3 separate regions of the Mus musculus genome follow, and all the other regions are linked to region 3. A link is a loop called in an ENCODE intact Hi-C map of the cell type or tissue named here. Cell type or tissue: left cerebral cortex. All regions are shown on one strand.

Evidence for each region. Peaks named below come from ENCODE experiments on the same cell type or tissue, not always from the same donor. Only the 100,000 strongest peaks of a DNase experiment are listed, where the experiment ranks them.
Region 1: it touches region 3 in a loop (4-fold over the local background); 17 of 42 quality-filtered maps call a loop at or near these places.
Region 2: it touches region 3 in a loop (4-fold over the local background); 30 of 42 quality-filtered maps call a loop at or near these places.

What each region holds. Positions count from the first base shown.
Region 1 is chr9:65,139,056-65,144,055 of GRCm38, forward strand. It overlaps Igdcc3 (immunoglobulin superfamily, DCC subclass, member 3), which reads left to right and starts at 2,099. Exons shown (of 14, transcript NM_001357257.1): 1 at 2,099-2,498. The coding sequence starts at 2,360. In left cerebral cortex, a CTCF peak has its summit at 1,901; DNase peaks (open chromatin) are centred at 2,079, 2,526, 2,711, 3,094 and 1 more place; H3K4me3 peaks cover 1,850 bases; H3K27ac peaks cover 318 bases.
Region 2 is chr9:65,223,928-65,228,927 of GRCm38, forward strand. Parp16 (poly (ADP-ribose) polymerase family, member 16) reads left to right here. Exons shown (of 7, transcript NM_177460.4): 3 at 2,126-2,263. Among named protein-coding and RNA genes, the nearest start is that of Parp16, 12 kb to the left of the region's middle. In left cerebral cortex, CTCF peaks have their summits at 2,049 (motif pointing right) and 2,076 (motif pointing right); a DNase peak (open chromatin) is centred at 2,130.
Region 3 is chr9:65,281,287-65,286,286 of GRCm38, forward strand. No RefSeq gene overlaps it. Among named protein-coding and RNA genes, the nearest start is that of Clpx, 10 kb to the right of the region's middle. In left cerebral cortex, CTCF peaks have their summits at 649 (motif pointing right), 2,182 (motif pointing left) and 2,381; DNase peaks (open chromatin) are centred at 431 and 2,201; H3K27ac peaks cover 1,324 bases.

The DNA of each region.
Region 1 (5,000 bases), 140 kb before region 3:
CAGAATAGCCATTATTTGCATATCACTCTCAGACCACGGGTTGTGATAAAGAAGAATTAAACACTTGTCAAGATGAATTTAAAATGACAGCAATTCAGGACACCAATTTGACCTCTCTGGAGTCCAGAACATGCCAATAAGGGGTGGTTGATAATTCAAGGCCTGCAGGAGGGCATTCCAGGACTTTAGGCCGCAAGGAGGCCCCTTCTTCAGTACTACCTTCCCTGTTGTCTGTAGAGGCCTCACTCTGGCCCTTCCTCAATGAGTCCTTTTGTGGCAATGGCAGACTGGGGTCTCTGCTCTGCTCACAGAATTGCAGGCTATCTTCTCAGGCTCATATTAATGTAGATCTGCCCATGGACAGACATCTGATTACTAGAGGCCTAAAGGTTTTCTGTTTTGTTATTTATTTATCTATTTATTTACTTATTTGTGTGTGTGGGGGTTCAAGACATTGTTTCTCTGTGTGTAGCCCTAGTTGTCCTGGAACTAGCTCTATAGACCAGGCTGGCCTCATATTCACAATGATCCTCTGCCTCTGCCTCCTGAGTGCTGGGATTAAAGGTGTATGCCACCTCTGCTTGGCTTTTTGTTTTGTTTTGGTTGTGTTGTTTTAGACAGGGTCTCACTACGTAGTCTTGGCTGCCCTAAAACTCTATATGTAGATCAGGATGGCCTTGAACTCACAGAGATCCACCCGCCTCTGCTTCCCAAGTGCTGGGATTAATGATGTGTGCCATTATCCTGGACTCCTCTGAAAGTTTTTTAAATTAGATTTAAATTAGAGAATTGCAGAACATTTTATCTATTTACTCTGTGTGAGTGTGTGTGTGTGTGTGTGTGTGTGTGTGTGTGTGTGTGTGTCTATGTGTGTATGTTTGTACATGTGCCATGGTGCAAGTGTGGCTCGCTGTCAGAGAATAATTTCCTATGGGTGTCATTTTCTTTTTCAACCATGTAGGTTCCAGGGATGCTGGTGAGTCAGGCTTGGCTGCAGGTTCCTTTCCCTGCTGAACCAAGCCTTCTTTACTTACCTGCATGAAAGCATGGTGCCAAATACTTGTACTCCTCGAACTTGGAAGGTGGAGACAGGAGGATTAAACAATCCAAGATCACCCACTACTACAAAGTGGATTCAAGGCCACCCTGGGCTAGGAGAGGTGAGAAGCCATTACACTCTTGCCTCCAAATGCTGCCAGAGACAGACACTGCTACCAGGGTTAAGTGGGTGCTCTGTAATTTTGATGGACTCCCCCATCAAGTTGGACCCCAACATATGTCTGCATACAGTAGTAAAAAGACAAGACTCAACATCAACTTGGACAGCACATATATGTCTCTCTGAAGAGCTGTCTTCCCATATGTGAGACATCAGATACGATAGCAAAGAGAAGTTGCTGGCGACTGTACCTTCCAGTGTGCTGACCCAGCTACAGGTCATTTACCTGGACCCTTGCTCTTAAAGATCCGCAAAGTTGAGGGAATATAGTGTTGTCTTCAGGTTTCAGACCAACTCAGTGAGAATGACTGGGCTGGACAGCAGGCAGAACTGGGAGGGATCTCGGGTTTCTATGGGGCTCTTATGTTAGGGGTGCTCTTCTCACCTACGGGAGTGCCCTAACTTAGCCTTGAGAAGCCAGTCTTGAAGCTACACAACTCATCCCTTGAATAGGACAAGGAACCTAGAGGATACCGAATGTCTAACAACTTTGAGCAGTTTTAAGGGAATTGTCTTTAAAAACACAGAGTTGGGTATAGTGGAAGAGACACCGCTGAGAAAGTGGGGGGACGCAAACACCTCAGTTTTGCGTGTTTTTCCGCAGCTGGGACCCTCTCTCACAGTCTTCACGTTCCCAGATCCTCAAGTCCGGACGGACCACGAGGAGCGGATACCTTACTGCAGTCCGGGTCGGCGCGGCAGCTCCCGCTGCAGTTCAAAGCGCAGGGGGCGCGTCCGCTGCGCAGCCGGGAATGTCCGGCCGCTTAAAGCGCTCGCCGGCTCTTTTGTTCCCCAGACCCGGCCTCCAGGGAGAGGGGGCTGGGGGAGGGGAGGAGAGGGGGGCGGCGGGCAGAGGAGGAGGGCGGTGCGGGCGCGGGCGGAGTGCGGAGCGCGCACCCCGGGCGCGGCTGACAGATCGCCGCGGTGGGTGCAAGATGGCGCAAGCGGCGCTCTCCGTGATACCCGATCCCCGCTAAGGCCGGCATGCGGCCCCAGCCTCCCGCCGCCCGGGCTCGGCCCCGGCCCGAGCCCCGGCCCCGGCTCCGGCGCCGGCCCCGCGGGACGCTGTGAGCCCGTGAGACCCCAACCACCCCCCTGAGTAGCGCCGTGCGTCGCCGAGCCCAGCGGACCGAGAGACCGATGGCTGAGCCGCGCACCGCGTCCCCGCGCCGCCTGCCCGCGCTGCGCCGGCCCGGGTTTCTGCCGCCGTTGCTGCCGCCGCCGCCGCCGCCGCTGCTGTTGCTGCTGCTGCTGTTGCCGCTGCCTGCGCCAAGCCTGGGTGAGCCTCAGGACCCAGGCGAGAGGGGCGGACCCCGGGACACTGCGGGAACCTGCGCTAGGAGCGCGTGCTGGAGGGACCTGGCGGGACAGCGCGCTGCGGGCACGGGGAAACCCACTCCGGCAGGGCTGCCGGTAGTTTGAAGGACTGCAGGGGTTCGGCGGGAGAACCCCGGGAGAGGGCCGGGGCTCGGTTTTCTACGCCTTCGGGGCTCAGGATAGGTTCAGGGCAGGATGCCGATTCTGGGCAGAGGAACTGGGAGCGGAGCAAAGCGGGAGTTGGGAAGGCAAGCTGGCAGTGCGGAGTGGAGGAAACAAGCCCGAGGAGAAAGAGCGGAGGAGTCCCAACAGAGGAAGGCGAGCCCGGGTGCACAGAGCTCGGCTGGGGACCCTGAGTAGCCCGAGGCGAACGAAGCCGGAAGCGACAGATCGGGGTCGGGGTCCGGGACTCTACTGCACTGGGCTGAGAAGGCATCCCCCAGGGTTTAGAGCTGGGACTGGGTTCGGGGGTATCCGACGAACAGGAAGGAAAGATTCCTGGTGGACTGAGTGGGCGATCCTGCCAAGGGCTGGGAGAGCTGGAGGAAAGGGTCGCCCAGGGCAAGCGCCTACCAGCGGTGCTGCCCAGGGCCCCGCCCTTCCCCGAGGGAGCTCTCTAGGAGTCCCTGCCCTGGGTTCTCCCGGCTACCCGTCGCTTCCTCCCGGGCTGTAAAAGATTCATCTCAGCAAAGAAGGATGTGGATCTAAGCCCTCCGCTGTCTCAAGTCCTTCGCAGACACACATTTGGATTATTCTTTCCTTCCCTTCCTTCCTAAAAAGCAAAATATTGCATCTGCACCCGAGAGAAACTTTATCCCCGATAGCTATAGCGGGGTTGGATTGGGGGAAGAGGCGGCTCAGACTTAGGATATGTGAAGGATGTAAAGGATTTGAACGACTGTGATCCTCAAGTGTCTTAAACTGTCCTTATGCTACAGAGAAGGCAATGCCTAGACCCTCCACCCCACTAGGTCTCACCCAGCAGGGAGGGGCTTGAGTCTGCGAGGGAGGAGCCGGGTCCAGGGTCACTAGTTCCCTGGAAATGTGTGGTGGGGGCTCGGTGCCCGCCCCTTTAGACCAAGAGGGCTTGTTTCTCTTGGAGTGAAGGCATAACTGATCTGGTAAAGTACTTGCTGGAGAGACTTGCTGTCACCTCTGGGATATGAGAGCCTATTCCTTCTGCCTGGACCCTGATTCACTCATCCCTCCCACACTCACCTCCCGCTCTTTTTTATCCTGAGGTTACCCAGGAGTGAAGATTCTAGGTACACAAGTGTTTTCTGCTAAATCTGGGAAATGTAAATTGATGTTTACCATTCCCCAACTCTCCTTATAACAAAGGCCAAAGAAACAACACCCAGAGCATGGGATAAGGAGGACAGGCCATACACAGCCCGTACCCTGAATACAGGGTCTCCCTACCAGGCACTGGACCAAGTCTCTGAGGTTTTTACCAGCAAATAGAAACCTGATTTATTTCTATTTCATTCTGCTTTTTAGGGTTTTTTTGGAGACAGGGTTTCTTTGTGTAGCACTGGCTGCCCTGGAATTTCCTCTGTAGATCAGACTGGCTTGGGACTCAGAGATCCACCTGACTCTGCCTCCTGAGTGCTGGGATTAAAGGTGAATGGCCCACACAAGGCTTAATTGTTACTGTTTTGTTTTTTTTTTTTAATCACAGTGAGGGGACATGTTGTCTCCCCTGTATGTGAAAAGCCAAAATGCCTCTCACTTTAATTCTTGGTCCGCACACCTCCATCCCACCAGTGCTGGAATTACAGGGAACCATGCTGGGTTTCAGCTGGGGAAGGAAACCAGGATTTTATGCAAACATTCTACCAAATGAGCTACATCCCAGCCCTTCGCATTGCTTTAGGGATTTTAATTTTCTGCAGTGCTCTCTTGTTAATCATGTCAAACAACCATGCGACACAAGCCACATTGCTGTTCCTTGATTTAAATAGTTGATGAGGAGAAGCTGGGATCGCACTGAATTTTTAAGATTCCATCCTGAACGTCTGTGAGGCTTCAGTGCCCGTGCAGGGTGATCACGAAAGCGGAGGCAGTGTTGAGCTCAGTCTTGCCTTTGAGGCTCTGATTTTTCTAAAAATCTTAAGTTCATTTTATGTGCAAGGGTGCTTTTCTTCCCTACACATCTGCTTCTCCACGCCTGGCTTCCACGGAGGCCAATAGAGGGCATGAGATCCTCAAGACTGGGTACAGATGGTTGCTGTGTTCCCCATATGGGTGCTGGAAATTGAACCTGAGTCCTCTAGAAGAGCAGCCAGCGTTTTTTAACCACTGAGCCATCTCTCCAACCCTCCAAGACTCAGATTTGCAAAGACCAATTGTGAGGTCCTGGGCACGTCACCTAACATCTCCAGGTTTTGGTTTTCTTATTTGTGAAAGAGCGAGTGGTATAAATGGTATTCACTCTTCTACAGTGGTTGAATTTAAGTAAAAC
Region 2 (5,000 bases), 57 kb before region 3:
CCTCCCATTCCCCTCACCCCAGATCATCTTAGATGTTGTTGTTGCTCATCTGAAATTCCCGTGTAACTGGGCAGCTTGTATTTTGTCTGGCATCCCTTCTTGTGTGGTTTTACTCACATAATGTAGACAGGAAGACTCTTGACTTAATAGAGCAGAATAATGTGGAAAGTGCCTCGGGCTGTATAAGGAGGCTCAAGAGTGTGGGCGGATGGAGGCCCAGGGAGGCAGGGCACAGCCAGGGTCCTCTCTGGGCAGGTGGCAGTGGAAGGGTCTGGTAGATGACTTCCTACGTGGAGCTGGGGTGGGGCCCGTGTCCAGATTGGAGCTGGTTGGAGTCTTTACCATTTGTCCGAAGCCCCCAAAAGAAGTCTAACTACTGCTCTTTTGTGCTCTCTGAGCCCAGGACTGGGTGGAAGGTAGGGCTGTGGCTCACAGGATGAGGTGAGAGAGCAGGAGTGCTAGCAAGTCAAGGAAGTGGCTGAGCGCTGGCTCCGGCTCTGGCTCTGGGCTAGTGGATATGTAATAGAGAAACAAACAAACAAACTGAATATGACCCCAGAAGAGAAGAGGAAGTCGAGTGTCCTTCGTTATTCTTTTTTTTTTCTTCTTCTCTTTGCCGTTCTTCCTTTTCTTCCTCCTTTCCTTTTTTTTTCACGATAGAGCCTTATGGATCTCTGGATCCCCAGGCTGATGCCAAACTTGCAGGAATGACCTTGAACTTCTAATCCTTTGTATCTACTGTATACCAGGTGTTGTTCTGCGGTTCAATGCAGAGCTGAGTGTCAAGCATGGGGCCTCTTACTTCTTTTCTTTTGTGTTATAGGTAGCATCTTGCTTTGTTGCCCAAACTGGCTTCAAACTCACAGCAACCTTCCTGTCTTGGGCTCTTGTGTCTGGGATTACAGGGGGTGCTTCCCAGCCTGACTACAGAATATTATTATTTTCCAATACTGGGGATTAAACCCAGGGTCTTGTGTGTGCTAGGCAAGCAACCTACTGTTGAGACACAACCCTAACTTTATTTTATTTATTTATTTATTTATTTATTTATTTATTTATGTCTGTTTTACCATATAGTTCAAGCCATTTTTTATTTTATTTTTTTTAAGAATTATTTATTTAATGTGTATGAGTATACTGTAGCTGTCTTCAGACACACCAGAAAAGGGCATCGGATCCCATTACTGATGGTTGTGAGCCACCATGTGATTGCCAGGAATTGAACTCATGACCTCTGGAAGAGCAGTCAGTGCTCTTAACCACTGAGCTCTCTCCCCCTCAAGCAGTTTTTTAAATCACTAACTAGGTAGCTAACCCGGGTGGGCCTTGCTTGATTCTTGACCCTTCTGCCTCAGCCTCTCCACTTTGTGTATATCCTCTGCAATGAGTTCTTTACTCTTATTTCATTTTCATTGTGTGTGTGTGTGTGTGTGTGTGTGTGTGTGTGTGTGTATACAGTTAGTTGTGCCACTGTGAACATGTGGAGGTCAGAGTGTGGGAGTCAGCTCTCTCTTTCCACTGTGTGTGTCCTGAGGATGGGACTCAAGTTGTCAGACTTGGCGGCAAGTGTCTTTGCCTGCTGAGCCGTCTCACAACCCAGCCCTGAGCACTTTTAAATAAGAATTACTCGCTTCCTTCTCCATTTTCCCAAGATTCCCCTCTCCATGCCTCCCAGAAGTACAGGGCCTGGCACTGAGTAGATGCTCAGTAAAAGGACCTCCTGCCTGGGCAGGGACTGGTTGTGGAAGAGGCAGGGCGTAGGAGCAAGAAGTAAGAACAGCACCAACCCCTCTGTTCACGAGGGGCAGGGTACCACTCATTCAGCCCCAACCCCTGCCGCCTCCAGCCATCCCACGCAGTAACATTCTTGCAGCTGAGGGCATCAGTTATAACAGGACAGAGACTAAACCTGCAGCAGCTTAGGTCATGTTTTGTGCCAAGTGAATAAAACAGAGCATAACCTTTTAGAACTGAACATTTTCAGGGTTTGGTATTATTTAGGTCGGAGATTACCTCTTGGAAAATTCCTCCGGATAGGAGTGAAGTTTTCCACCTCACCACTAGAGGGCGTTCAATCACCATTTTATTTGGGATTCTTGCTAATGGAGGTCCTTTCTCCTTTCAGCTTGCGGACACTGGCAGGTTACCCAACTTGAAGGAACTTCTACAGTCTTCCAGAGACACAGACAAACAGGCCTGGGACCTGGTGAGCTGGATTTTATCCTCCAAGATCCTGACAATCCACAGTGCCAAGAAGGCAGAGGTAAGACTTTGATGTATAGGGTCACAGGTTCTCAAGGTTGGCTGCTTTGTGACAGCGCCGATGCTCACCACTGGGCAGCTGGTTGAAATTCAGATTCATGGGTGTCACAGTCAGAGATTCTCATCGTATGTCTGGAGAACTCAGGAACGTACGTACACCGTGGACCGTTCCGCTGTGTGGTTTGGCATGGGTCTCCTCACCTATAAACTTGGATAACTATGGTGTACGTTAGTGGGGCAGATGTTCTCTTTGCAGGTATTTCTGTTAAGTGACGGGACGGGTCCATCCATGCCTTAGGAATGTCTCTCCATGGCAGAACACTTGCTTAGCCATACACAAGGTCTTGACTTCTATCCTGAGCACTGGAGGGGAAGGGAGGGGAGGGGGAAGGGGAAAGAGAGGGGATGAGCAAGGAGAAGAATTGGCTTAGTCCAGCTGTTAAACAAAAAAGTATCCTATATAGTAGTAGGATCCTTAAGTTTTAGGGTTCAAATCCCATTCCAGTCACTTACCTTTTATAAGGTAAGGCCATAGTCTTCTCCCAGAGGACCAGTGACAGAAAAGATGTTACCTCAGCACAGTTTCTGGCAGAAGCCAGATGTCCTAAAATTTAGGCATCCTTGCCTGGGTGGAAGCTCTCAGGGACAGGCTGGGATAACAAGGTCCAGAGTAGATCGTGTGGTGTTCTGTCCTCTGATGCAACAGTGGGGCGCTTCTCTGTGCTGCTACTGAGCTAAGCAATTTCAAATAAGCATTGAATTTTAAAATATAATGTTTTTACATTGGGGGGCAGTATGTGTGTAGAGGTCAGGGGACAACTTCTTGTTCTACCATGGAGGTCCTGGGATTGAGCTCAAGTTGTCAGGTTTGGTGGCAAGCATCTTTTTTTCCCCACTGAGCCATCTTGTTTGGCCCTCAATTTAAAACGTTAAAAAATTTTTCTTTAGATGAATTCATTTATTTGACACATTATACAAAAAAATTATATGCAACTGCATAAAAAGAATCACATTTTCATATTACTAAAGACAGTGGTCAAAAATAATGGGGGCTGGAGAGATGGCTCAGCGGTTAAGAGCACTGACTGCTCTTCCGAAGGTCCTGAGTTCAAATCCCAGCAACCACATGGTGGCTCACAACCATCCGTAATGAGATCTGATGCCTTCTTCTGGGGTGTCTGAAGACAGCTACAGTGTACTTACATAAAATAAATAAATAAATCTTTGCCAGGCATGGTGGCACATGCCTTTAATCCCAGCACTTGGGAGGCAGAGGCAGGTGGATTTCTGAATTTGAGGCCAGCCTGGTCTATAGAGTGAGTTCCAGGACAGCCAGGGCTACACAGAGAAACCCTGTCTCGAAAACAAACAAACAAACAAAAAGAATTGTTGAATGGACCCCAGGATTTAATGCAAAAAACACCTTGTACAGAAAATCTTCAGGCTTCTAACTTTGCTGAATCCAGCACTACATGTGTTTCTTTATACTCCTTCTCTTCTTCTAAGTCTTCTCCACTTTCTAATATCTGAGTATGGATATATATGCAGCCTCTAACTGGTGCTGGCAGTCTGGGATCATCATCCGGAACTCTTGTAGGATCTCTGCCGTCACCACCTCCTCCTCCTCCTCCTTCTCCTCCTCCTCCCCCTCCTCTTCCTCCTTCTTCTTCTTTTTAAAGATGTATTTATTTTATGTATATGAGTATGCTGTTCTCTTCAGAAACTGAGGGCATCGGATCTCGTTACAGATGGTTTTGCCACCATGTGGTTGCTGGGAATTGAACTCAAGACCTCTGAAAGAGCAGTCAGTGCTCCTAACCACTAGCCATCTTTCCAGCACCCCCCCCCCCCCATGGCATAGTTGTCACCATCTTCAACCTTCATGTTTCTAACCTTTTCTTCTTGCTGCCTTGCTCCGTTCTCACACACCCCTTCTTTGAGTAGTCACTTCACCATGCCAGTATTGATCTTGATCTGCCTCATGCAAGGATCAGCTGTACTCCCTAGAGCACTGCAGCCTGTTTTTATTTTAAAGATGTATTTATTTTGTTTTAGTTGTATGAGTGTTTTTCCTGCATGCATGTATATATGTATGCCATGTCCATGCCTGATGCCTGAGGAGACCAACCAGGGTGTCAAATCCCCTGGAACTATAGTTACAGATGGTTGTGAGCTAACTTGTGGATGCTGGGAACTGAATCCCTGTCCTTGTACTGGCTAGTTTTGTATCAACTTGACACATCTGGAGTTATCACAGAGAAAGGAGCTTCAGTTGAGGAAATTCCTCCATGAGATCCAGCTGTAAGGCATTTTCTCAATTAGTGATCAAGGTGGGGGGAGCCCCTTGTGGGTGGTGCCATCCCTGGGATGGTAGTCTTAGGTTCTATAAGAAAGCAAGCTGAACAAGCCAGGGGAAGTAAGCCAGTAAGGAACATCCCTCATTGGCCTCTGCATCAGCTCCTGCTTCCTTACCTGCTTGAGTTCCAGTCCTGACTTCCTTTGGTGATCAACAGCAGTGTGGAAGTATAAGCTGAATAAACCCTTTCCTCCCCAACTTGCTTCTTGGTCATGATGTTTGTACAGGAATACAAACCCTGAATAAGACAGTCAGTCCTCTTCAAGAACAGCAAGTGCTCTCTTAACCTCTGAGCCATCTCTCCAACCCTCTGCTTTTGGTTTTTGGTACAAAGTTTCAATATGTAGCCTATGGTGACTATAAAGTCATGGCAGTCCTCCTG
Region 3 (5,000 bases):
GCTCCATCCCCCAGTCCTGAATGTGTGTTCCTTTATATTTGATTTGTTCTTGCTAGCAGCCCAGCAAAGCCAGAGCTTTGATAAACGCGCATCCTGTGCTTTGACTCTGAGGCCACCATGCAATCCTTCAGCCTTTAAATTACACCAGATGCTCCGAGCACAGGGGCTGTAGAAAATGGGACCAAGGTGGTACAAGGTCCAGTGTCCCAACATTACAGAGCTGGGCAGCTCCATCTGTTACGTTTGTTCCCTTAGCTCACATTTTCCATTTTCAGAGAAAAGCAGAGATTCCTGGAGTTATGAGTCTGTTCTGGGCTCCTGAGCAAGGCTTAAAATATGTCCCAGTTTTTGTCTCTTTTTTCCAGCATGAAGGAGATTATACAATAGCTGGCCTAGGATTCTGGCCAAGTGGTCCTCTGGCTTCTCCCAATTCTGTTGTCTCCTCTAGCTGGTCTGGCTGACCTTGCTCTAAATGACAGACGTTCTCTTTCTTTGCTTTCAAGCCTTCTACAGACACCCTGTTTTTCTAGACTGCAGGCCTCTGCTGTGGGTAACACCTGCCCCTGGAGTGAAACAACTGGTCTTCAGGGACAGGATTTAGTTTTGGTTTAAAGGGTTTAAAATAGTAAACCAAGGGCCAGTAGGTGGTGTCAGAGCAACCCTGGAGCATCAACAGATGGCAGGGGAGGGAGAGAGCGGGCTAGCACACTAGTCTATACTGGATCTCAGCATTTGGGAGGAAGCTGGAGAATCAGGAACTCAAGAGCAGCCTAAGCTTCGAAGTAAGTTCGAGGCTAGCGTGAGCACATAAGCTCCTGCTTGAAAAATCAAAACCAACCAACCAGGAGATGGGAAGCACAGTTGGGATGAGATGGTTTTCTTTCTTTTTCTACCAACTACTCCAAAACTGTCAGGAAACAGGTCACGGAGGGCTGGAGGAAGATAGGGCACCATTTAGTATCAGAACAAAAATCCATGTTCCCCTGGTCAGTCTGAGCACCTTTGGCCATCATTGTGCTGTGTTGGATTTGCTTTCTCGGGTCAGCATCTGCCTAGCTCCTGTGGGTGCAGTTTATAATCAAGTAGAAATGTCTCTGGCATGCACAAGGTCCCAGGTTCCTTCCCAACACAACCAAACAAACAAGCAAGCACAGAACAGCCACTGGCTCGTGGCTTGATCCTCTCCACTGTGGAGTCTGCTTATTTTCTGGACCAAATAAACGTTCACCTCAGCAAAGCCCTGAGTTTTTATTCTCAGCCAGTGCTGTGCTGGCTAACCGCTCAGTACTGAGTGACTCTTACCAGGATATATATGTGGCATAGCAGTAGGAAAAGGTACAGACGGGAAGCTACCTAGAGGGGACAAGAACAGAATCTATGGGGCTTTAGAGAACTTTAGAGACAACACCCCATTTTATGCAGTGCTGGGGAATCAAACCCAGAGCTCAGTGCATATTAGGCACCATACCATGAGAGTTACACCCCAGCCCTTGTCTCTGAGCCATTTTGACTTGGCTTTCATATATAGTAAAAGGATGAATCTCACTTCATTCTTTTGCATGTGGTTATCTTGCAGACCTGGCACCATTTGGTGAAAAACTCCTTATTGAAGGGTCTTGGCAGCTCTGATGAAAATCAATGGGCCTTAAACAACCTTATCTATGAACTTACCAGTCTATTCCTTTGCTTTATCTGTCTACTACAATCCTGCTGGCCTTCTGCAGTTTTGAAAGAAGGAAACTAGGAATCCTCCAACTTTGTTTTTAGTTATTTGGAATGCTTCATTTTGGTCCTCATGTGTGAAAACATTTTTTTTCCTTCTCACTCCAGTCCCAACTTGAAAACATTTCCACCCAATATCTGTGCCCTTTAAATTTTTCAAAAAACCTGGGCAGTGATGGCACAGGCCTTTAATCCCAGCACTCAGGTAGCAGAGGCAGGCAGATTTTTGTGAGTTTGAGGTCAGCCTGGTCTACAACATAGTTCCAGGATAGCCAGAGGTACACAAAGAAACTCTGTCTTGAAAAACCAAAAACAAACAAGCAACGCCCCCCCCCCCCAAAAAAAAACCCAAAAATCAAACAAATGTTTCCTGGAACTATCTCCAAAATTTGTGATACTGGTGTTCCACTGGGTTAACTCCAAGAACTACTTCCTCTCACACAGACTGGAGGGAAGAGTGGTAAATTAGTGCCACCTACTGACCATCTCTCTAAAAACAGCAGGACGATAGAGCCCCCTGTCTCACTTTCTGAGGTTACCTTCAGCCCAAAGCACTCACTGCCACTGGAGGGTGGAGAGTGCTTCATCTCCTTCATCTCTGACACAAAGGATGGACATGACCCTGGTGGGAAAAAGCCTTAAGAGAGATCTTAGAAAAACGCAGGCTGGTATCATCAAAGTGGAGACACAGCTTACTTCAAATAAGCATTCCATAGTTCTAGCAATAGAAAATAGATTCTTGGGACTGGAGAGGTGGTTCAGTTGTTAAAAGCACTGACTGCTCTTCCTGAGGTCTTGAGTTCAATTCTCAGCAACCACATGGTGGCTCACAACCATCTGTAATGGGATCTGATGCCCTCTTCTGGTGTGTCTGAAGAGAGTGACAGTATACTCATAAAATAAATAAATCTTTTTTTTTTTTAAAGAAGAAGAAGAAGAAAAGAAAATAGATTCCTGGGGCTAGAAAGTTGGCTGAGCAGTTAAGAGAACTGACTGCTCTTCCTGAGGACCTGGGTTCAATATCCAGCACTCACATGGCAGCTCTTTGTAATTCCTGTTCTAGGAATCTGACACTGTCATACAGACATACATGCAGGCAAAACACCAATACACATACCATAAAACGAAATAAAAATTCTTAGAAAACAGGTTCCTGAGGTGGGGATGTAGCTCAGTTGGTAGAGTGAAGCCCTTGTTTCTTAGCATCAAGAAAAGCAGGCACAGTAGCTGTTGCCTGTAATGTCAGTACTGGGGAGGTCGAGGCAAGAAGATCAGAAGTTCAAGGTCATCTCCCACTGTACAGAAAGTTTGAGACTAATTTGTGCTACCTGGGGCCCCGTCTTAAATAAATAAAATTTCTTCTGAGTCCTAGTCTAGAGTATTTATCAAATAACTTTGGGGCAGGGGCTTAAGTGTATTTAAACCAATACCTGCGTGCCTCTTCTCTTGATATGGGAGCTTGCTTTGTGGTCCTGGCTGACTTTAGACTTTCAGTCCTTTTGTCTCTGTTTACCCAGTAGTGGGATTACAGGGGTGTGTGCATGTGTGTGTGTCACTATATTCCAAGTGTGTATAGGTATCTTTAGAGGTCAGAATAGGGTGTCTGATCTCCTGGAGCTGGAGTTAGAGTAGGCAGCTGCAAGCTGACTGACTGGATGCTAGGAACTGAACCTGGGTCTTCGGAACTAATGGGAATCACTCTTAATCACGGAATCACACCCCCAGAGGGTGATTTTCAGAGGAGACTGGCAGGTCACTTTCTACATCCACTCCAGTAGTGACAAGCACGACAGGCCCCGAAAACCTGAGCTCTGTCCCGAGGCGAAAAGTTCATGGAAACTTAGTCTCCTGGAATCGTGGCATCCTGTATAACGAATGCTCCAATGTCTTTGCTTTAGTTGGATCTGCGTGCTTTCCCTTAATATTGCTTTATTACAAGTGCTCCTAAGGATTGATATTTTGACATATAGCTAAATTAGATTCTACGCAGTCCTTGATCCGACCTTGGGCATGGATAGCTAAGTCACTGCCCTACACAGAAATTTACCATTATCTAGGAAGAAGGAAGTTTGTGACCTAAAAAGGAACCAGAGTAGATATTTAGAACTATAGATAGCTGAGTTATACCCATACACAAGTATTTACAATGGCCTAGGGGGAAGGTAGACTATACAAGAGACTAGAGTAGGAACTTTGGCAAGGGCAGGAACCCCCCCCACCCCCCACCCCCCGCTTCTAAGATTAAGTGGACCTTAGGTGGAGCTGTTTTTTTTGGTTTGGTTTGGTTTGTTTGTTTGTTTTTAAAGAATCATTTATTTATGTATATGAGCACACTGTAGCTGTCTCCAGACACACCAGAAGAAGGCATCAGATCTCATTGCGGATGGTTGTGAGCCACCATGTGGTTGCTGGGATTTGAACTCAGGACCTCTGGGAAAACAATCAGTGCTCTCAACCGCTGAGCCATCTCTCCAGCCCCTGTTTGTTTGTTTTTTTGTTTTTTCCTTGAGACAGGGTTTCTCTGTATAGCCCTGGCTGTCCTGGAACTCACTTTGTAGACCAGGCTGGCCTCGAACTCAGAAATCCTCCTGCCTCTGCCTCCCAAGTGCTGGGATTAAAGGCGTGCGCCACCACGCCCAGCTGGAGCTGTTTTTGATGCCAGTTGTTAACATTGAATTTTTATCCCACTTGGTTCCTGCCAGTCCTTCTGTGTTTGCATTCCTCTGTTTTGTGTAAGAATCCAGTAACCTCTTTGTACCTTGCCAGTGTGTCACCCAACTTCCCTACTTCCTATAAAAAGTTTGATGCTCGATTTGACAAATTACATTCAGATCGACACTCCCTAGTGTTGAGTCTGTCAATTCCTGCCAACTCCTTGTCCACCTGCAACCAGAGACTCGTTCCATGCAGAAAGGGACCAAAGAGGGTCTGCTGCAGTCACTGTCTTAATGAAACAGCAGTTTTAACCCTTGAAGTGACATATTTCTGGGTAAGGGGTGGAGATTCTGCAAACCCTAAAAGTTCACTCTATCATTTGAAGAGGGAAATTCAGAAGAAATGGGGAACTCACACGGGAGACTTACGTCTGAGCCGAGGGTCTAAAAGGCTTGGCCAGTCAAATTCAGGTGCTGCCAACTGCAACATATAGATGTGAAACCATTCTCGTTTTCCAGGTATATGTGTGGTGTGGTGTGCATGTGTGTGCATGTTTATATAGGTATAGATGCACAAGTAGCACCCCCCCCCAATTGGCATCATGAGTCTTCCTCAGTTACTTT